Regions from separate parts of the Mus musculus genome. Here region 2 is linked to region 1. The links are chromatin loops, found by intact Hi-C in ENCODE. Cell type or tissue: left cerebral cortex. All regions are shown on one strand. Each heading gives the region's core, and the rest is flanking DNA. Links, peaks and the distances in the headings are about the cores only.

Region 1 (11,119 bases), core at 3,120-11,119:
AGAGTCGGAACCTTTAGCAGAGGCTAGAAGAGCTGGTTGCAGGAGTTGGGCTCTGAAGAGGAAGCTGGGAACTAAGAGGAAGAGGACATGCTGGGTCAGTCAATTGCAAGGCAGGAGGTTCTGCAGTCACCAGAGGCTGGGATGGATGTGTGGGAGAGGGGGCAGGAAGAAGGACAGTAGGCGGTAGGGACAAACTCTGCTCATCACACCACCCTGTCATTTCCGACATAGTAGTCTCTGTCACAACCTGAAATGATTCACCCTGTAGTATCTGGTTCCTCTCCAAGTCACGGGAGGCTGTGTCCTACTTGGTGCCTGAGACAGTGCCTGATACAAAACAAAGATTTTTTTTTTTTTGGAGTAAAACTAACATTCTGCCTCTGTTTCAACTACTAAAGAGTGGAGAGCAGGAGAATGCAGCCACAGTCCACTTCAGAGACTAATGCCAAAGCTGTAGTGGGGGTGGGGGTGGGATGCTGGGTTAGCCTAGGATGCTGGTTGGCAGTGTCCTTTCAAAATCCCACCCACCCTGCTCTTTTGACTCTTCTCATTGGCTCCTTCTCTCCTGGCTCTAACACCTCTCCCTCCCTATCACTCCCTCCCCCCACCTCCCATCAGCATTTCAACAGACTCCAGTTCTTGCCATAGTCATGTGTGTACGCTCCCAAATTCATGTTAGCCTAATCCCTAATGGAGTGAGTGAGTGTGTGTGCGTGCGTGCGTGCATGCGTGTGATGATGATAATGATTAGCTCATGGAAGAACAACCTTCATCAATGAGATGAGTGACCTGATAAGGTCTCTGAGGTTCCTCTTTCCTTCTCCAGCATGAGGGACTTGGTGAAAAGCCCACCCAATAACCAAGAGGAGTCTCACCGCACCCAAATGCCCACACCTCCCTTCAGGATTCTCTAGACGTAGGATGGTAAAGCCCTGTTGATAAGCCACCCAGGCAGCTTTTCATGATAGTGGCTAAAGCCAACTAAGACACTGATTTTTAAGGGAATCCTGGATTCTTCATTAAGAGTGGAAGCCAAAAGAAGGGGAACCTTGCCTTCTCCCTGGCTTCATCACCACATGAAAATGGAACCTCAGAATTCTCTCCAAGTTGTGCACTGTCTTTTCCCATTTGAGTACTAACCTTTTAAGGCTCCCTAGTTTAGGTCTAGACCAGCCATAGGTCACGTGTAAACTGAGGCAAGAGGCTAGGAGGACACAGTCAAGGGCATGGATGGGGGTGGGGTTGTAGGGGAAGGGGTGTGTGTTGTGGGGAGGCAGGGACCAGGTGGGGCCAGAGGCTGTCTTGATGCTCTCACCTCCCCAGCCTGGTGATAGGTAGGTGAACTGTACAGCCTCTGCCCAGCCTCAGGAGTCCATCTTCAACATGGCGGCAGCTTGGTCTCAGTGCAGGTCTGCAGAAGGCTCTGGTGCACTGGGCGCTTCCTGTCCCAGCCTGCGGCCCCCAACCGCTGGCAGCGCGGTTTCCGGCAGGGCTGCGGCCGGGGCCTGCACTATCAGCTCGGCACCAGACACCCGGTCAGGATACTTGTGGTGAAACTGTGAGGGCTACTGGGCCTTTGGGGTTTTCTCCATGTCAGCCTCCAAGACAAATGGAGGCAGCTCAGAACCCGCAGACCTTCCCTGGCCTGTACTGTGCTCTGAGCCAAGACAGGGCTGACCAGGGATGGGCCCACCTGCCATGTGGCCTTGGGACACATGGGCTAAGGCAGTGGGCTGGTTTTAGAGCCATCTGCCATGTCTGGATCCAAAGTGAGGCTGTGCATCACTCAAGGGTTCAAAACCTGGTGAGATGTGAGACCAGGTCTCCTCCGCTCCTCAGGGACTTCCAAGAGAGGCATCAAGGCTTTTCTTGCTACTGGAGGAACTAAAGTGCAGGCTAGCACGGGGCTGTAATGGCCTGAGGTTCTGGGTACCAGAGCAGCAAGAATGGAGACAAGGAGACAGTAGAAAACATGATGCACTGTTCCAGCCCAGGGATGCCAGAGCGCCACCGCTAGGCCACCAGCAAAACCATGTCCTTTGCCTTCGACTTCCTGAAGCAGGACTTCGTGAATCTCAGGCGCGGTAATACTGGAACCGGGACATATAGTGGATCCACCTTCTTTAGGGAAGGCAGGGAAAGAACCAGGCCTTTAAACCAGGAGGGGCGCACGCATGCGCGGCGGCGTCCGAAGCCAGCCACCAACTGCGCTTGCGCATCTCATTATTGGTGCCTGCCTCTCCTTGGCTTTTGAGGTGGCGCCAGTGTGCTACCACGGCCCGTTCCCTCTTTAGGCCACCAGGGGACGACTGGAGCACGCGCAAAAAGAGATTTGGCGTGGATGTTTCTTTCTGAATACTCCAGCAAACAGAAAAAAAGAGGCCTGGGCTTCTATGGGGCCGGGCGCTGAGCTGGGCACCCGCACCACAGGCAGTTCACGAAGCGAGCATCACCTTGTGAACATTAGCTGGAGCCTCAGCCCTTCGTAAGACCCACTCTAGAGCACGTAGCTGTTTGGGCAGTCCCTTAACCCACTGTCAACCAAGCTCCATCTTAAAGAAAGTCTTATGTAAGGCCAGGGAGGCAAGACTTGATTTCACTACCCATAGGTCTCCTGATCTTACCACACACACACCCTCCCCACCCCCTTTTTGTTGTCCCTGAGACTGGATCTCATTAAGTAGCTAAGACTTACCTTGAAGGCCTTATGCACCATCATCCCCCACCTCCCAGGCGCTGAGAGTAGCAGTCCTGCGACAGCCACCACACCCAGTCCTCCAAATTTCATAGCAGATCTCTGTACCCAACTCAACAGCAGATGACTGGCCTGGCCCACTCCTAAATCCCAGGTATTGCTGGTCTCCTGCTTTGACCCCTGCGCAGTTTGCAGTGTTCCATGATAGCTCTTGCCTGTCTTTTAGCACATTTCTCTTGCCTTCCCAACACTAGTCCTGGTCTCTTCTCTCCCTGCTAAGTTATTTGCCTACTCTAGTGGCAACTAATTCTCATGAGGCCTAACACAGCCTTGGGAATCTGTTGCTGTTGAGAGTCTCTGTCTTGATTTTGTTTCAGTGACTTCTGCTCAGTACCATATGATGGACATATTTCTTCTAACAAGCATACATTTTTGTATATTCATCTCGTTTATTCATTCTTGAATAAAGTGAGCTCAGCGTTGGCTTGCAGATATTAAAAAGTATTGATTTCCATTCAATAAATGCTTTCTTAAAGAGAGAGTCTCTCCACATTGCTCTGATCTCAAATTTCTTTGTTCAGTGATCCTCAGCCTTCTAAGTAGCAGACCATATCCTGCCACGAATGCCCTAGGTGTCTTCTAATTCTACATTCTTCATGGGCACACCTACCCACCACAATCTCCATCCCATTTCCCTAACCAACTTTGTGCTGGATAAACCACATGACATCCCCAACCACATATCTCCTTGTCAGGTTCTGGGCTGTCTGTGGACATCCTATTTGGAGCTCTCAGGCGTCTCATGATTGGTATCAGAAACCAGTCCACCCGTTTCTCAAAACTGGCCCATAGTTCTCTGTTCTCAGTGGATGGTACAAACACATCAGACAGCGCCACCAACCTAAGATGTACATAAGCCAGACAGGCAGCCCGTAGCCATCTATTAGTGTTAGCCAGAAGGTGAGCTTCTATCTGTCTGCTGGCCCAGGTCACGTTACAACAGTCACCTAAGATGTGCAGGAGGTGCACGAGAGCCTGACTCAGTCAGGTGACAGCTTCCTGACCTCTGTATGTTACTTGAAGGAGCAAACAGGCAGATGCTTCCTAGCACGTTCTCAACCACCCAACACCAACCCCCACATCTGGGTATCATCTTTGACCTGGATTACAATATGCTCCTGGCTTTCTCATACCAAACTCTGGCTGTGTTTTCAACCAAAACAGCCCTGGCCCAGTGCTCAGTCTGCCCTGATATAAAGTAAGCCAGAGCCTTAGAGACCTATGAAGCTATCTTGTTCTGGACTTGCACCTCTGCAGCCCTGTCATAACCTGTAATATCCACTCTAGTACAGGCCCTCTGTGGGTCCTCAAGCACCAGGGCCCTTCACACACACTGCCCACTGCCTGGAACACTGGCCTGCACGGTTCTTAAGGCTCAGCTCTGGACTCCCCTCCCCTCAAACACACACCCACCCAGACTTAGCCCAGTGTTCTCCAGTCCATGACTTCCTCACAGTGTGGCCAATTGGAGATTATGAACCATGACTGCTCGCCCATCACAGTTTCTAATGCTCAGCACGTGTGGCACAGATTTAAGGAATACAAAGGCTCACTCCACCCCTGTTGTGTGGCCTCCGGACCTTACTGGGCCTCTCGAGACTTGTATCAGTGTTCTGACACTTGCCTTGCACACACAACAAGAAAACCCATCTTGATAAAAGCAATATCCCCAAACTTCAGAATTACATGAGAGATTTTTCAGTACAGCAAAAGCAAATGTTCACAGTCCCTCCTTTATTTTCATTTGGTCATACACACTTTTAAAAAACCATGCATACGCTCACAAAAGACCCAAACATTAGAAATCAGAAGACCATAAAACAGGACTTGAAGACAGAAAAATCCCCAGCTGTCAAAACAGAAACCACCCATCAACTGCTGAAACGCCTGTGCTCAAAACACAGCCAAGTTTGTCTTTTAAACAGAATTTTTTGTCTAGGTTTTTGCTTTTTTAAAAAAAAGGGAACCATTCAGAAATAAGGGACAAGCTTCCCGCAGTGCCACGGATAGGCCACTGCCACGGACAGGCCTCAGTGGTGTCTTGAGGCCTTGGGCTAACCACAACCTCCTCTTTCTACCTATCCAATGCCACTGGAAGTCTAGGCACCTGGGCCTGCTCTGGAGCCAGGAGCTACAGAGCATCCAGGATGTGGTCGATCTTGGTGACCAGCTCCTGGCGTTTTCCTGAGCTGAGCTTCTCGTTTTCCAGGTACGTATCCTTCTTGAGCTTGCCAGCCACCAGCCTCTCTGCTTCTACCGCCGACTTCAGGACCAGCTCCTTGACCTGGGCGTCCAGCTTCTGCATCTCACTCACCTGGCAGAGACAAGAACAGGACAGGGTTTGGGAGCCGTCCCCTCACCCCACTCAACAGCCCCACTGCCCCCCTCCCCCCAGGCCTACATATCCAAAGTGACACAAGAAGATTCAAAAACTCAGCAAAAGTAGCGCCTATGGAAGAGAGCTGGCAAGTAGGAAAACTGCCCAGGTCAAAACAGTGGCCTCATCATTTACATGGCACATTCTTTTCAAATGACAAGCAAGATAAAGCCACGGAACCCCAGCATCGCGCCTGGGCACAGCGGGCTCCCTAAGTGTCTTCTCTTTACTGGGGCCAGACATCTGTTAGGACCAGACCACTTCTGCTGTCCCAAGTGCCAGGCTCCAGAAAGCAGCAAAGGAGAAAGTGTTCTTTCCGCCCTCAAGGAGCTGACACATAAACCCTCTAGGCACATGAATAATTGTTCCATGGTGGGTGCTCTAAAGGAACTAAAGGGCACGGATGAGAGGCAAGGTGGGGGTGGAGGAGCTAACAGGGAGCCTAACAACTCTGAGGAGCACTTTCTGTTACTGATAACTAGCTCGCATAGCACATGATGGTCAGGACTCTAAACACTGACAAGATCCACCTCTCAGGTACTGTCAAAGCTACTGGCCTCCCATTATCCATAAGAAAAGGGAAACAGAGAAATTAGATAATCTGCTCACATTGAGAGTCTAGATCAGAGCCTGGGATTTATGTCTGGATGCATTTGGTTTATTTATTTACTTTTAAAAACAAGGTCTTACCCTTTGGCCAGGATATTATGTGCCCTGGGTGGATGTCATCTGAAAATACACACTCCCACACATATACACACGTCCAGCGTGCTGAGGTTACAGGCATGGCCACCCAGAGCTGAAGACTGGTATCTGGGAGGAGAAGCACTGCCCTGCCAGCCCCAAGGACACAGCTGCAGAACTTCTCCAAGCCAGCCTACAGATACCAAAAGCTTTCTGTCCCACCACATGCACTGGCAGCACTTGATGAGCCTGTGGTTCTGCACATATGGGACAGGAGAGCCACTGGAGCCTTGCCTAGCCCAAGGAGTCGGGTGGATGCTGCTTTCAGCCAGAAATAGTTCCTGGAGCACAGCGTGTACTTTTCCACAGAAAAGTGACTCACAGCACTAACACTCACCCTGTCACACAGGTCTGAGCCCTCCGTCTTCAGCCGAGACTGCAGTACAGCAATCTCGCTGGTCACAGCCTTGTGCTCTGTCTCTAGGCTCTTCTTGCCACTGTTGAGGGTAGAGATATCCCGGGACTGCTTGTATCTATTGACAGTCTCATCAAAGTGACGGTAGAGGCCCAGCCTCTTGTTGACCAGGGTTAAGACCTGCTCTGTGATACAGGCCACTTTCATCCTGGCTTCTGCAGCTGGATCCTGGAAGGTAGAGAGATGACATGTCTGTCAACAGGCTCACTCCGACCTACCTGCCAGAGGATGCCTACTGCCACCAGCCAACAGAAGTCACCTCAGAACACCAGGAGTCAACCCCTTCTGACACATAGTGAGGACCATGCTCAACAACAAAGACTGGACGAGGCTTCACTTTCCAGTTCCCTGGGCACATGGACATGACAGGACATGACAGGACAAGAATGGTAGACTGAGGCATGAAACTGGCAGGAGAGCTCAGCTCTAGCCATGGAAGACTTCAGGGAGGCCATCTTGTATCACTCCTTCTAAGGTTTTCAAGGACTTCAGGAAACATCGTGGACTCTTCCTGCCATTAACATCCCTTAGAGGCCACCCCCAGTCCAGGCTGGCTTAGGTCTGGCGGGCACACGTCACTTCTACATACTAAACCCTTAGAAAGGTATGTGAATAGGATGCTTCTGGTGCCCAGCACAGGGCTTCAGGTCCCCTTGCCCAACAGTACTACTGCTAAGAGTGAGAAAGAATGGAGGTGAAGGAAAGGAAAGAGAGGACCCGAAGACAACTTCTGTGCCCGCAGCCCCAGGGACGGTGGCCTTCAGTCAGCAAGCAGAACTCCAAGGGGAGAAAGAAGGTGGTGGATGCCCCATGTCAGCGGGATCTGAACTCTGATGTCATCCTTTCACAAGGAGCTCCGCAAGGGAAGGGACAGAAGCTACTGCTGACACGGCCAAGGGGGCACCCCACCTCCATGTTCAGAAGAGTAACAAGGAGCAAAACAGCAGAGCCACCACCACCAGTCACTCAACCACGTTCTGACCTCACCTAGTGTCCAGGTTGCTTCTACAACCAAAACAAGGCAGGAAGCAGAGACTTAACATGGCGTGCTGGTGATTGCATTCTCAGAGGTACAAGGTCCTGGGTATCTTACGGTGGAGATGTGTGTGACACATCACGGGGGCACTAGGACGCCTGACACAGAGGAAGAGAGCAGAGTACCTTGGTGATGGAAAAGTCCAGACGGACGTAGATGATGACGGTGAAGAACAGGATGTAGAAGGCGGCCACGACCAGCAGCGGCTCCTGCAGCATGAGAACCTTGTTGAACGTGTAGTGCACCTGCGTGTGAGCCAGGACAGAGAAAGGCGAAGGTCAGAGAAGAGCAGCTCACGTCCTGCCCACAACCCCAACCACAAACAGCAGAGCCACTCACCACAATGTCCTGAATGTGTTGCTCGACGAGATTCTTCTTGTAAGCCACAATCACCGGGCGGCCGAACGTGTCTAGGTAGGTATAATGCAGCTCGTCTGGGGCCCGGCTGATATCGTAGGGACTGTCCACCTGGATGTTCCTGGGACACACAAACACAGTCACAGCCTCAACAAACCACACCAACACACGACGGTGTGGGCTGCACAATTCTAAGACGAAGGGGCAGCAAGAAGCTAAATTCACACACTTCACCCTGCCTACTGCCAGCATCTGGCAGCCCTTTCCTCCTGCTGCTGATTCAGCCCAAGACTGGACTCATCTCCCTCCAGTGCTCACAAGGACAGTGTGCAGCTTCCCAGTACAGTCCACCAGATTCTCCCAGAACCTGAAGAATGCCTTGGGAGTTATTCGGAATGCTCTTTCCTTATACAAATCACAGTCTCTTTCAGGGCTAGGGCACAGATATTACTTTCTGGCCAGGCTTAAAGTCCCCGTAAGAGTAACATCACGGTAATTTAGCTTGAAGAAACAACTCCTCCCGTGAACAGTCAAAGTGCACGTCACCCTGCTAATCAGAGTAGTTATATGAACCAACAGAGACCAGAAACTAGATAAAGTGACACAAAAGTATTAGCAGCTCGCACTAAGGACAGGAGCCCTGTAAGTGTCTGTCTGCTCCTACCAAATGGATTCCTGCAGATGCCCCTGGCTCCTTCCTAAAGTCAGTGGCTCTCCTGTGAGCACACACATCAGAAGTACTGGGGCTTGAACCAGAACCTCATGAAAAGTCTAATAGGCACTCTACCACTTAACTACATACACAGCTCCAGTCTTTGCCTTCATTCCTAAAACCTAGCTCTGTAAGTTAAACTCTATCAGACATCTCTTACCCAAACTGATCGGAAAGGATTCCGCCTGTTTGTTACAAAAGACTCTGAGATAGGAAAGTATGGAGCTACAGCCGAACCACTCACTCCCTGTTAACACACCACAAAGTATACCTTTTATTTATTTATAATTTTAAAAGACAAGCACTTGCTACATGTAGCCCAGATTGGCCTGGACTCTGTGGCCCAGGCTGGATTGCAACTTGAGATCCCCCGGGCTCATCCCCACATCCTTCCCTGGCATTAGACCCCGCATTACTGTCTGACAGAGACAACTCTGACTTCTGCTCCAGACACACGAAGACTATGGCTTTGGAAAGCTTCCCGAGTGCATCTGTGCCTCTAACTTCTCTCTCCTAGCATCAGTCAAAAGGTTCCACAGAAAGGTTCTCAGGAAATGCTACTTCACGAGCACCTACACTGCACCCCTAGAACGCAGATCCCTGTGAGGCACCAGGATGATACTGTCAAAGAGATGGCAGATGGAGGAAAGGGACACTGACTTACTTGGCTCCCTCGGGCAAGATGATCTTCACTGTCAGAGAATCTATCACTTGCTCATCAAACACGTGGTCTACAAACCGCATCTTCAGTGCATACTGGTCACCTGAAATCATCAACAATGCAATGGTGTGAGCAAAAAACAAGATGGCAGATAGGAAATTATAAGACATGAACTTTCTCCTCTTACACAAAAGGAGAGATGTTATCAAGAGTTTGTGGGCAAGAGCCAATAGGGTGAGAGCTAGTGGTGGCAGCATGGGCTTTTTGGCTTTTTTCCAATCTCTGCAGAAGGCAGAAAAACTAAACAGCAACATCAAAATCCAAGGACCATTAAAACACAGCACCGTGCATTCTCTTCAGTTCAGTTCAGCTGTGCTTATTTGCTAAAGATCACCATCACAGCTGGGCTTGGAGACGTCACAGGAGGAGGGTGATGGGACCCTCACCTGAGCATCCACACCTCTCAGACATTTGTATAATAGTATGCCCTAATGTAGAGAGAAGTCTCAGGGCCTCCCAGGGAGGGACTAGAAGAGTTTTCTGAGGAAACTTAGGGGAAAGGGGCTCTATATTTATAGCTATGGGAAGCCATCACCCATGCTGACTTCCCAGTGTAGCTACCTTAGGGTCACCCACACACCTGCCAGTAGGCCCTCACCTAGATTCTGTAAGTCCAATAAACACTGGCTCCCCAGGTAGAACCTAACATTGCTTTGTCATTGGGACGTTATAGGGGATGGGGGGAATAGACATGGCCTGGTCCTCTCCATCCCAGGAAAAGTTGTCACAACACATCATCAGCCACAAGACCTGCAGGTGAGCAGTGTCTGTGATGGAGAGCAGGGGAGGTGCATGGCCAGTGACGGGACCAAGGAGAGAAGAACTACAACAGGTAGGTTTCTCTACAACGCTGAGCAGGTCAGCAGATGAATCCCAATGCTATGCCCCTGGCTCAGCAGGAGAGACAGCCTGCAGAGACCCCCTACATCCTAGCTGTCCCTGAAAAGCTCACAAGGCTACGAGAGCAACCCTTCAGAAAAAGAATAAAAACTATAAAATGTAGAATAGCCAAGTGAGCAGTTTCTTCCACACCATCCCCAAACAGCACTGGGAACTGAAACCAGGACCTCGCACGCTAGGGAAGCACTCTGCCCCTAAGAGGTAGCCTCGGAGGCCAAGGAAGCTCAGAAGGCAAGCTCGGATGCTACACTAGTGTAACGAAGGACTGAACCATGCAAAGGATGGCCTAACAAACCTACTTCAACTCACACCAGAAACCAGCGTTAAAAAGGTAAAGATGCAGGTTGTAGAAATAGCTCAGCAGGTTAAGGGCACTGCCACCAAACCTGACAGTCTTGAGTTCAATCTCACCATATGAAAAGAAAGAATGACTTCCACAGCTCATCTGTGACCTGCGAATAAGTGCCGCAGCAAAGGTACGCGCGCGTGCACACAACAAACATGTAAATAACACAATATCTATCTATCTATCTATCTATCTATCTATCTATTTATGATTTTTTGAGACAGGGTTTCACTGTATAACAGCCCTTGCTATCCTGGAACTCTCTGTAGACCAGGCTGGCCTCAAACGCACAGAAATCTGCCTGCCTCTGTCTCCTGAGGTGCTGGGATTAAAAGTGTATGCCACCATGTCCAGCATATAGTGTTACTTAGGGAGAGGGAGAGGGAGACGGATAGACACAGAGAGAGACAGAGACAGAAAAAACACAGAAGGCAAACATGCCTGTAATTCCAGCACTAAGAGTAAGAAGCTGATCTTAAGTTCTAGGTCCATTTAGGCTACACAATAAGAAAGACAATAAGAAAAATTAAAAATTATGAGAGAAAATGAATGACTGGCTACAGAACTCTGTAACCCTACAATCCTGTCATACCCTGTGCTCTTCAGAATCAAGACTTTCCCTGTGGAATTAGACATGAAATATATAAGAAAATGCACTGTAGATGCTTACTGTTTTACAGAGATAAAATGTACACTAAGTTCCACAGCAGAAAGGGAGGGCCAATGACACTCTCAGAGCACTGAACAACAGTGTAC
Region 2 (11,119 bases), core at 1,922-9,921, 200 kb after region 1:
ATATGCAGGCAGAACAATGTATACATAATCCTTTTTTTTTTCTTTTTCTTCTCTGGAAGGCCTAACCTGGAGTCCAGGCTACCTTCAACCTTGTGATCCTTCTGCCTCAGCTTGCCGAGTCTTGAGATCAGAAGTGAGTGCTCTTATGCCCAATGAAAAGCTACTTCAGAATGTGCAGAAACAGCAGACATGGTAGCACAGACTTTTAATCCCAGCTACTCAGAAGACCACAGCAAAAGGATCCAACTCAAGGCTGCTTATGGTACAAAGTGAACTCAAGGCTACATGTGTGCCTCATTAAGATGGCTCAGCATCACAAAGACAACAGGGCTATAGTTCAGTGCTAGGGGACTTGTATTCAGCATGCTTGGAGTGCTAGGTTAAACTGTAGCACTAAAAAATGAGTGAGTGAGTAAATAAATAAATTAACTTCTTTGGGAACCTTTAGTGTAACCTGTGGGTAAGACTCTCCTCTCTATGCATCATGGCAGGTCCTAGCCCAGGGTCACCATGACTGACCCAGGCTAATCCTGGTGTTCTGATAGGCTGAAAGCAGAATACAGTTGAAGATCAAGCTAGGTGTCTGTAAAGATGTCCACTAACAGCTTCAGACAATGCTCTCTTTCCTAATCCTAGGCAAGATCACTGGTCGGCTATGTTAGACACAAGGCTTGATGAACTGTTACAGCAGCAATAGTGAACAGATACAAGACAAGAGGATTAGAGATAGGCTGAGCTCAAGTTCCTGGACTAGTCTTTAAGTTTCAAATATAGTGTTTTAAGAGCAAAGCTTATAAGGCAACATGAACTGCACACAGAAAGAACCAGAAGGGCTGGTGAGATGGCTCAGTGGGTAAGAGCATGCGACTGCTCTTCTGAAGGTCCAGAGTTCAAATCCCAGCAACCACATGGTGGCTCACAACCATCCGTAACAAGATCTGACTCCCTCTTCTGGAGTGTCTGAAGACAGCTACAATGTACTTACATATAATAAATAAATAAATCTTTAAAAAAAAAAAAAAAAAAAAAAAAAGAACCAGAAGCAGGCTGGGGAGATGGCTCAGTGGGTAAGAGCAAAGACTGCTCTTCTGAAGATCCTGAGTTCAGATCCCAGCAACCACATGGTGGCTCACAACCACTGGTAATGAGATCTGACACCCTCTTCTGGTGTGTCTGAAGACAGATACAGTGTATTTATTTATTTATAATAATAAATAAATCTTAAAAAAAAAAAAGAACCAGAAGCACAGCACAGGGTCTCTGAATGCCAGCTAAGCTCCATCAGGCCATGAGCACTCAGAGTCAAACAAGAAAGAAACTGGCATTCTCTCTCCCCTGGCTCTTAAGGAACCCAGTCCTTGCTCTCTTTAAAACCTTTGTGCTCGGCTGAAATGTAGGGCGTCAAACATGCACACCAGCATCTACCACTGAGGCATGCATGATCAGCGGTTGGCAGGCTCTGAAGTCACACAACTACTGACCATAATGACGTTACTCACCTTGGAAAATCTCCTGCCGTGTGGCTGCTACCTTCTCCGGCTGTTTGACTGCTGCGGTGGCGGTGCTTTCTGCAAGAGCAAGCATACCTGGTGTGGTAACCCACAGCTCTAGTCTCAGGCAGCATGGTGCTGCTGAGCCCACGTTATTGCTTGGATGTTGTAAATGTCAACTCTCCCGAGAGAGAAGCGTGCAAGGAAAAGAGCAAGCTGTCAGCATGGCTGTCCCTACCCACTTGGGGCTACTCCCTGTGCAGTATATCAGCCTATCCTTGCACACTCTACAGTCCAGGGAAACAGACGGGCCCTGGGGATGAGCAGGGCCTTACCTGGTCTCTGCTCTGCCATAGGCGTGGTGGCCAGAGGCACAGACTTGAGGTCAAATGGCTTCTCTGATGGTTCGAGTGTGTACTGCTGCAGGGCTTTCTCCAGACCAGGGATGGACACGGTCAGACCTAAAGTCAGTAGAGAGTTATTCTGCCTGGCTGGCACGACAGAGAGGCATGGCGTGCCTAGGGAGGACAGAGGCCTGGGACTCCTACCATGACTGGTAGATGTGCTGATGCTGACAGTCATGGAACCTGCAAGCTTTACTCCCTCCCTATCCTCTTCCTCCTTCCAGGGTTGGCAGGTAGGTAAATACGAAATAAGTTAAGTGCTGGTACGAAGACAGAAACCAACATACCAGGCTTAAAGATTTTTATTAATGACTGTTTTGCACTCTGGACATTGACCTGAGGGGATTGTCATGAATTCCAGGCCAGCTTTAGCTACATAAAGAGATACTATCTCAAAACAACAAAGTTTTGGACTGAGGATACAGCACAGTGGTGGAGACTTGGCAAGCATATGCAAGTCCTGAGTTCAAGCCAGAGTAACACACAAAGAGCACTTAATTTACTTGGTTATTTCCATTGACTGGATCAAGCCATGCAGCCCTGGGTCTTCTGAGGTTATATCAATCCAAGAGACTGCTATACAACTCTAGTGAAGCATGAATGGTCTTGGGTGCCTTGGCTCAGGGACAGCACGCCTTCTCTAAGGCCACAGGAAGGCCCTGGTGGCCAGGGACAACTTACCATTTAGGATGTAACCTGCGTTGAGAGCCTTCTGCTTCTGTTCCAGAACGTTCAGATAGAAGGTGGCTCTGTCTCTCACTTCATTGTCGTCGTCCATCACACACCTGCAGCCAGGACACAAGGCACTCCTGACTGAGCCTAGCCAGGGGGTCAGAGGGACCCTGCAGGACTGTACAGGGATGGCAGGGCAAGGCAAAGCTCTAAAGCTCAACACTATAACATACAAGGGGCTGATGCAGCTCAGTGGTAGACAGCTCTCTAGTAAAGATATCACCCAGCACCATAGGCAAGCCAAAAAAGGCAAAACACAGAGGTACCCTTGAGCTTAGAGGAGTACACTTCTGGACTCAGCAGGTACTAAATACCACAAAAAGTGCACAAATATACATGCAGGCAAAACACCCACACAAATAAGATAAACATAATTAAATCTTCGTTGGATATGGTGCCTTGCACCTTTGATTCCAGCACTTGGGAGTCAAAGGCAGGAGGATCTCTGTGAGTTTGAGGCCATCTTGGTCTACAGAGAAAATTCCAGGATGGCCAGGGCTATATAGAGAATTGTGAATAAAAGGTGGACTGGACCCAAGGGAGCACTGCTATGCACTCTGGCTTCTGAGCTGAGACTCACCTCTTCAGCAACACCAAGATACTAGGCAACATCTCTTCGTTCTGAGCTCCAAACTTGGCCAGAGCACTTACTGCACCTAGTTCCAAGGTAAATATGACTCACCCGCAGCCCCTCAGGCCCACCTGCCAGAGTGCCGAGGCTGCCCACCAGTGTTCAGAGTGGGAATCCACGCAGAAGCGCTAGGGGGTGGCACCGCTGACACAATCACAGAACAGATCCTGTGTAATCCTAGTGGATCTTGGTGCTACCCAGGTCTCTAATTCCTCCTCCAGTCACTGGAGAAAGGGTGACACACATGTGGCTCTTGTTCTAGGGCTTTAGGGACAACTTTCAAATGAATAAGGCGACAGGCATTATCAACACTGTTAGCTACTTCTGAGCAGCTTCCTTTGTAGCTAAGCTTGAGAGTAAAACATGAGAAAATAAACCATCACTTACGACTAACTACTAAAAGAAGAAAATTTGCCTACAAGGGAATAGAAGTAAAAATGGAAAATAAGATGAAGTTAAAAACAAGATGGTAGGGCTGGACAGATGGCTCAGCGGGTAAGAGCACTGGCTGCTTATTCTTCCAGAGGTCCTGAGTTCAATTCCCAGCAACCACATGGTGGCTCACAACCATCTGTAATAGGATCTGATGGCCTCTTCTGGTGTGTCTGAGACAGCTACAGTGTACTCATATAATTGAAATAAATAAATCTTTAAAAAAAAAAACCAAAATGGTAGACTGTTAGATCACTGACTTATAAAAAAAGATAAATCTTGTGGTGTGTGTTCTCTCTCCAGGTATGGTGGTACATACTTAGGATTCCAGCACACAGAAGGCTGAAGCAGTACGGTTTCAAGTATGAACCAGCTTGGCTATAGAATAAGACCCTATCTCAAAAAATAAAAACAAAAAACTCTTAAGTACGAATATACAATGAAATTTAAAAAAAAATTAAATTTTAAAAAAATCATTTATCCATTTGGCATCTAAAATCCTTCTGACAATGTAAAAAACAGCTTATAAGGCCATGTTCCCAGTGTGCTTGTCCCCCTGAGAGCTTAGGTCCCATTACTGGGCAAATTCACTGCAAAAGAAGCTAAGAGGCCAGGGTCACCCCAGCTCAGATATACCTGCCCGAACTTCTTCATGCTCCAAGACCACACGGTTGTAGATAAAGCGAATGTACTTGGAAGGGTTGTTGGTCTTGGGCCCCTCCTGGCCCAACAGGTGCAGGATGCGGGTGGCCAGCACAGTGAACTCGCAGTCCTCAATGAACTCGCACAGGTGTGACAATCCTGTCTCCTTGCTCTCTGAGTTCTCCTCGATGATGCTGATGATGCAGTCCACAATGGCACGCTTGTACTCAAAGCCACCCTGCAGAGAGAAGGGTCTAGCTGAGCAAAGATCTCACATCCTCAGGAGACCAACGCAGGCCTACAGCTCAGGCAGGCCCAGGGAACAACGCTCCATAGGCAGCCTGGAAGCAGAAGCCTTGGTTCCAGTCTCTGTTGGATAAAACAAAAGGCTTGGCCTTCTAATTCTAACAGGAGAAAGATTAATGGAAACATTTTAGACCCCATTTCCTCTACTGAGTGTAACACACATTACACTAGTGAACTGTCGTGTGCTGTTTAAGCTGGCTCTGGAGGAAGGGAAGGGCTGCTCCCTAACTCTGTTCTGGCCTCACACCCAATCATGTTTTGTCTTCCAAGACCCCTTGTCCAGGGATGATTGTCGTCTGTCCTGTGATAAAAGGAAAGGAGAACAGCAGTACAGTCCAGGAGTGCAAACAGCACCTTTGGGGACCGCAGAGTAAATCATGTGATGTTAAAACGAAGTGTCCCTGAAGACAGCTAAGCAAAGCAGTCCCAAAGCAAAAGACCCCCTACAGCTCATCTCACGATGTAAAAACTCGTGTAGTGGGAACGGCCAACTGCCAAGTCTCAGCTAGCAGGAGACAGGCTGTCAACAAGGGTCTCCAATGACTGCTCCTTCCCCCAGGCTTTCCCACTTACTCCTGTGGGATGCTGTGTATACACTTACATTATGCACTTTACTGCTCTCTTCCTTTACTCCTGCGTGCTATAGCCCTACCAGACCCACTGACATGAAACAGAAAGCCCGGCTATGGGAGATTATTCTCCACACAGAACGGAGATATGAAAAAATGGAGTGGGTAGCACACAAGGCTGGGAAAACAACATGGCGGTTCCTCACAACACCAAGGACAGAATTATCTGATCGGTAACTCCAGTGCTCGGTATCAGCAACAGGACAGATTGCAGAAGCACCTGTCACAAGGGCCACAGCATGGTGTACACAAAACGTAGCCTCTTCACTAAAGGAATACTACTCAGCATTGAAAAGCAGAAAGTCCTGATACATGCTATGATACAGATGGAACCTGAGAATAAAGGAGACAGAAAAAGATGAGCACTTCACGATTTCCCTCAACTAAGGTAACTGCAGCAGTCAGATCATAAACATAGAGGAGAACTGTGGGTAAGAAATCTCGGAGGAAAATTAAAAGGTTGGGCTGGCTAAAAGCACTTGTCCAGAAAGAGGACTGTGGTTTGATTTCCAGCAGCCACAGGCTGACTCCCAACCACCCATAATAGAGCTCCATGGGATCTCTCACCTTCTGACTTCTGAGGACACCAAGCACGCACATGGTGTTCATACATACATGCAGCCAGACATTCACACATAAAATACAATGAATAAATCTAACTGGAAAAAACAAACAAACAAAAAAACCTGAAGGGGGCTGTAAAGACAGCTTAGTGGTTAAGAGTACCAGCTAGCTGGGCAGTGGTGGTGCACGCCTTTAATTCCAGTACTCAGGAGACAGAAGCAGGTGGATTTCTGAGTTCGAGGCCAGCCTGGACTACAGAGTGAGTTCTAGGACAGCCAGGGCTACACAGAGAAACCCTGTCTCAAAAAAACAAACAAACAAAAAAGAATAACAGCTATTCTTCCAGAGTAAAAGACTGAAGTTCCCAGCACCCCCATCTGGCAGCTCACAGATGCCAGTAACTCCAGCTCCAGTGGACCTACCACCCACTCTACTCTGCTCAGACACCACACTTACACACACACACACACACACACACACACACACACACATACACCCCTAAAGATAAAATATTTTAAAAAAAAAAAAAACGTAAAAATTGGGGGCTGGAGAGATGGCTCAGAGGTTAAGAACATTGACTGCTCTTCCAGAGGTCCTGAGTTCAATTCCCAGCAACCATATGGTGGCTCACAGCCATCTGTAATGGGATCTGATGCCCTCTTCTGGTGTGTCTGAAGACAGCTACAGTGTACTTACATATATAAAATAAATCAAGAAAACTTAAAAACTACAAAGTTTTGATGAGCTAAACATAGTTGTGCATGTCTATAATTCCATCTTTCACACACAGACCCCTACATCCCTCATATATAGAAATAAAGTTAAGAAAAAGATCCTAGATGGCGGTAGAGTCTAGGTCAGTGGAACAAGGCCCTGACCTGATCCCTGGTATTCTTTCCATCCACCTCTGTGGACTGGGACAACACAGGAGCAGCTCGCTGGGCTGCTGCTGAGGCCCACCATCCAGCCCATGGGTACTCGTGACCACACACTAGAGTGTGTGGACTCAAGAGCACACCTTGTCGCAGTCATTTCTCTCCTGTCCTGGCTTTCTTTCTGCTCTCAGTGTCAGGGATCAAGTGTCTTTTTATCCATCTCTCTGGCCCCTCACTTCGCCTTTCGTGTGTCAGCCTTACAGGTTATTCTGAAGAACAAATAAGGTGAGATCTGAGCCAGGCATGGCCCATGCCTGTAATTCCAGCACTCAAGATACTGAGGCAGGACAATCCTAAATTCACAGCCAGCCAGGACAACATAGGAAGAACAAATCTCAAGGGGAAAAGGAAAACAAGGTGCTGTGTGCTCAGCATGCGACCACAGTGAGTGAGGTACTAGGCTATAAACCCCCGAAACGCTGCTTCAGTCTCACTGCTGCAGGCAGCCACGTCCTGGCTGCACGACAGATGTCAGCAGAGGCAAGGCAAGTTCTCAGGTCTGAGTGTTCCAGCCCCTCAGTGAGGGCCATTCATAACCTTCACTGCTACAGAAAGCATGTAACTTTCCGGGAGGGAGCCAGAAAGCTGAGGAGACAAAGCTTGGGCTTTTTCAGTGAGAGAAACCTGTGCTTTAAGGGCCAGAGGCACCTGAGCTCAGATACCACAAAGTGTTCTGCTTGTTCTTCAGACTTACCTGAGAGGCAGGTCATTCCACTCAAGTCACACTAAGCCTCATGTTCCAGTTCTTTAGATGGGTCTAGTGTATCCCAGGCTAACCTTAAAATCACTATGTAGCCAAGGATGGCCTTGAGCTCTGAACCTTGTTTCTGCTTTCCAATTGTTAGGATGTGCAATACAGGCATGGGAAGTGCAGTATGTATCACCTGCCCAGTTTATACAGTGCTGGGGCCAAATCAGGGCTTCGAGCATGCTAGGCAAGCATCCTACCAGTTCAACTACACCTTCAGTTCCCAGAATCCTTTTTTCTTTTGTTCTTTTTTAAAATGTGTGTTGTGTGTGTGTGTGTATGTCTATGTGAGGATATGTGCACATAAGTACACATAAGTACAGGTACTCAGAGAGGCTAGGATATGGTGTTGAATCCCCTGCAGCTGGAGTTATAGGCAGTTATCAACTGCTAATCATGAGTCCAAAGTTTGATTCTCTGCAAGAACAGTATGCACTCCTAAACTTTCTCCAACCCCCCCCCAAATCACTAACACGCACACACATGCACACACACTTATCATTTTGTGTGTATGTTTTAAAAATGTATGTGAATACAGGGCTATATATCTCATGTCACAAACATGGACAGGAGGTTAACTTTTAGAAGTTGTTTCTCTTCTTCCACCATGGAATCCAGGGATTAAAATCAAGTCATTAGGTTTGTTTAGGAAACCTCCAGACTGCTGGGATTCAAGGTGGGCACCACTATGCCCAGTGGAAGTTCATTTCTTACAGATATGCATTCTGGAGGCAGAGACAAGTGGATCTCTGTCAGTTCAAGGCTAGCCTGGTCTATATAGTAAGTTCTAGGATAGCCAGATCTATGCAGCGACCCTGTCACAAAACTAAAACAAACAAACAACACCCAACAAAATCCTGGCACCCATGTTGTGTTTTTCAGCCCCAGTTTTCCAAGAGCTCCTGACTGACATGCAGCATCCTGCACCACCAGACTTCATAACAGAACCCATGCCCCGCCCTTCTGTATAAGCACTGCCTTGGGGCACCTGCTGGACCTGCTGCCATGCTGGTGAGTCACATATCACTACTGTAATTATGACAGCTGCTGCTCTTGCTTCATCTGTGCACGGAGTCTAAAGCGCCGCAGGCGCGGAAACAAGCCGTTTAACAGTGTTCTGAGCGTAACACCAAGAGACAAGTTTGGCAGTCAGGCCATTCTCTGCACCAACAGAATGTGAAGGACCCCAGCGGCCCCGCCCTTACCTCTTCCCTTAGCATGGTGAACAGGAAGTTCATGAGCACAGCATGCTTTCGAGGATACTTCTGGCACAGGGCACTGATGGCCTGGACAACCACCACCTGGGAGAGAGACCTGAATGAGTGGCAGTCCCTGACAGTCCTGGGGACTTGCTCACTAAATGCCACAGAGTCCCTCCAGGGGAAGACATGCCCTGGGCTCAACATAAGATGAAACCAGGAGGAACACTTCTCCATGCTGGGGCATAAGTCCTGAACCCACCTAAGGCAGGGGAAATATGGCAGTCTTGGCAGACCAAGTGTGTCTCGGTCTCCAAGCCCTGCCTGGCCGGCTTCTTCCCTGCCTTTTCTGTTTTCACCTGACATTCCATTCTCCTCTCTTTTCCTGAAGTCTCTTTGGCATTCCTACTTCTTCCCTCTGCTCTCCCCTCCCTTGTCTTTAACTGATTCAAGTCCTTCTATGGCTCTCACATCACCGCTCTTGCAGGCTCCTAAGCCAGTTCATCTTCTGAGATCCAAGTCTCCTCAAACTCATCCTCCACTGTCAGGAGGGCTAGGTTATTCTCATCTGCAAATCTCACCACATCGCCTTCATATAACCCACAGGCAGAGTAGATTTCTGCCCAGTTTGTACAACCCACACTCTAGAATTTATCCTGCTGAATTAAAAACTGCTCCTACTATTATCTGCTGACAGAAACTCTGCAGATTTCATGACTCCACTTATATAACAATGAAATAATCTAACTATGCAAAATAAGAATATATTAGCGACTGTCAAGAATCGGGGGTGCAGGGCTAGGAATGGAGAGCTTGAGTGCTGTCTAGTGATGCTAAGTCTGACTGTGGCAGCAATTTTGAAAGGTATCACACATGCATCTCGTAACCAACGAAATCGAAGTAAGCTCTCTAGATCGTACAACGGCTGGTTTCCTCATCAACTACAACTGTGCTGGATATGGGCACTGGAGCGGAAAGAAATGCCCAGGGCTCCCCTCTTAGTTATTTATTTGCAACCTCCTGTGAATTATTCTAAAGTAAAAGTTTAAAAAATATGTTGGGTGGTGGTGGTACACGCCTTTAATCCCAGCATTCAGGAGGAAGACATGCAAATCTCTGTGGGTTCGAGGCCAGCCTGGTCAATAGAGTGAGTGGCAGGACAGTCAGGGCTACAAAGAGTAACACTGTCTTTTAAAAAAAAAAAGAAAGAGTAAGAGAAGCCAGATACAGTGGCATACATCTCTACTATTGGCATTTGGGAGACGGTAGGAGGATTGCTCCAAGCTTGACACTAGTCTGTATTCTACTGAGTTCTAAGTCAGCCTGTTTAGAAAAACCGAAATGACAACAGAAAGGACAATGAAAGCCAGGCAGGGCACTACATATTGGTAATCCCAGTAGCAATGAAGGAGCTCAAGCAGGAGCATCCTGAGTTCAAGGTCGAATGAGCTACATAGGGATGCCCTGTCTTGATTTGAAAAATAGAAAAAATAAGTCCCAAACCACCATCCTTCCAAACGACTTTTTTACAATTAGAACTTTACCATGAGCTCTACGTCAGGAAACAACCGCAGCCTGTTCTGATGTCACCACTTTGACCTGCTCCCCAGCTGGCCTGTCTCCGAGTACTTTCCCAATCCCTGCTCCTGCCCCTTCTCCCTGGCTCACACTGCCTTCCTCCCCAGCAGCTGCTACTTCAGGGCCAGCTCCTCACTGCATCTCAGGCTACTGCTCATTTACATGTCTGCTCATTTTCTAAACCTTACTCTCCCAACAGACAGTTCCCATCTGCCCCATCCACTGCTGCCCCACTTCCGAAACTCTAGCACACTGTATTTAAGGTTCAAAGGGACAGAGGGTCAAAAACTGGGAGGAAGGACAGCAGGCTCAGACCATCTCCCTTGTCTTGGGGACTGCAGGCTGTGAGGGTACTGGGTACCTTGAACTCATCTGAGATCTCCGACATGAAGGAGGAAATCTGCTTCATAAGGCGGTCAATGCTGCTCTCGCTCCCTGTCTTGAGCAGGGTGGTGATGGCCAATGTGGCGATGCTCCTGTTTGAGTCTGTAACCAGGTTTTCCAGATCTAGATTGCAGGCAGTCACCGCTGAAGGGTGCTTCATAGCCACCTGCAGAGGGAGGACAGACACCGGGCAGTACCCAATTCTGTCATTTCACCTCTGGCCTGGCCAGAGGTCCTTTGGGGACCATGTCTACCCGCCTCCCAGTCCATTCAGGGAAAGGAGACAGCAGCTGGACCAGCCTGCATCCCCTCCTCTCCACTCAACTCTTACCTTATTGAGGGTGCGCACAGCAGCATAGCGAAGTGCAGCCTTGGGTGAGCTACAGAAAAGCTGGAGCACTGCAGGGAGGAAGACACTGTCATCAGGCTGCCTAGATGCCAGGCA

Evidence for each region. Peaks named below come from ENCODE experiments on the same cell type or tissue, not always from the same donor. Only the 100,000 strongest peaks of a DNase experiment are listed, where the experiment ranks them.
Region 2: a loop joins it to region 1, with 3 times the contacts of the local background. A loop is called at or near these places in 13 of 42 quality-filtered maps.

The regions. Positions count from the first base shown.
Region 1 is chr6:88,097,315-88,108,433 of GRCm38, reverse strand. Rpn1 (ribophorin I) reads right to left here. Exons shown (of 10, transcript NM_133933.4): 6 at 9,061-9,160; 7 at 7,667-7,805; 8 at 7,453-7,572; 9 at 6,214-6,459; 10 at 3,130-5,069. The coding sequence ends at 4,887. It overlaps Mir6376 (microRNA 6376), which reads left to right and starts at 4,176; the gene lies at 4,176-4,306. In left cerebral cortex, for the core only: no CTCF peak of the experiment used is centred there; DNase peaks (open chromatin) are centred at 6,133, 7,763 and 7,915; H3K27ac peaks cover 536 bases.
Region 2 is chr6:87,895,648-87,906,766 of GRCm38, reverse strand. It overlaps Copg1 (coatomer protein complex, subunit gamma 1), which reads right to left. Exons shown (of 24, transcript NM_017477.2): 11 at 11,006-11,073; 12 at 10,652-10,840; 13 at 8,719-8,814; 14 at 4,326-4,569; 15 at 3,207-3,282; 16 at 2,576-2,679; 17 at 1,826-1,951; 18 at 1,500-1,568. Among named protein-coding and RNA genes, the nearest start is that of Hmces, 13 kb to the left of the region's middle. In left cerebral cortex, for the core only: a CTCF peak has its summit at 6,435; a DNase peak (open chromatin) is centred at 9,363; H3K27ac peaks cover 599 bases.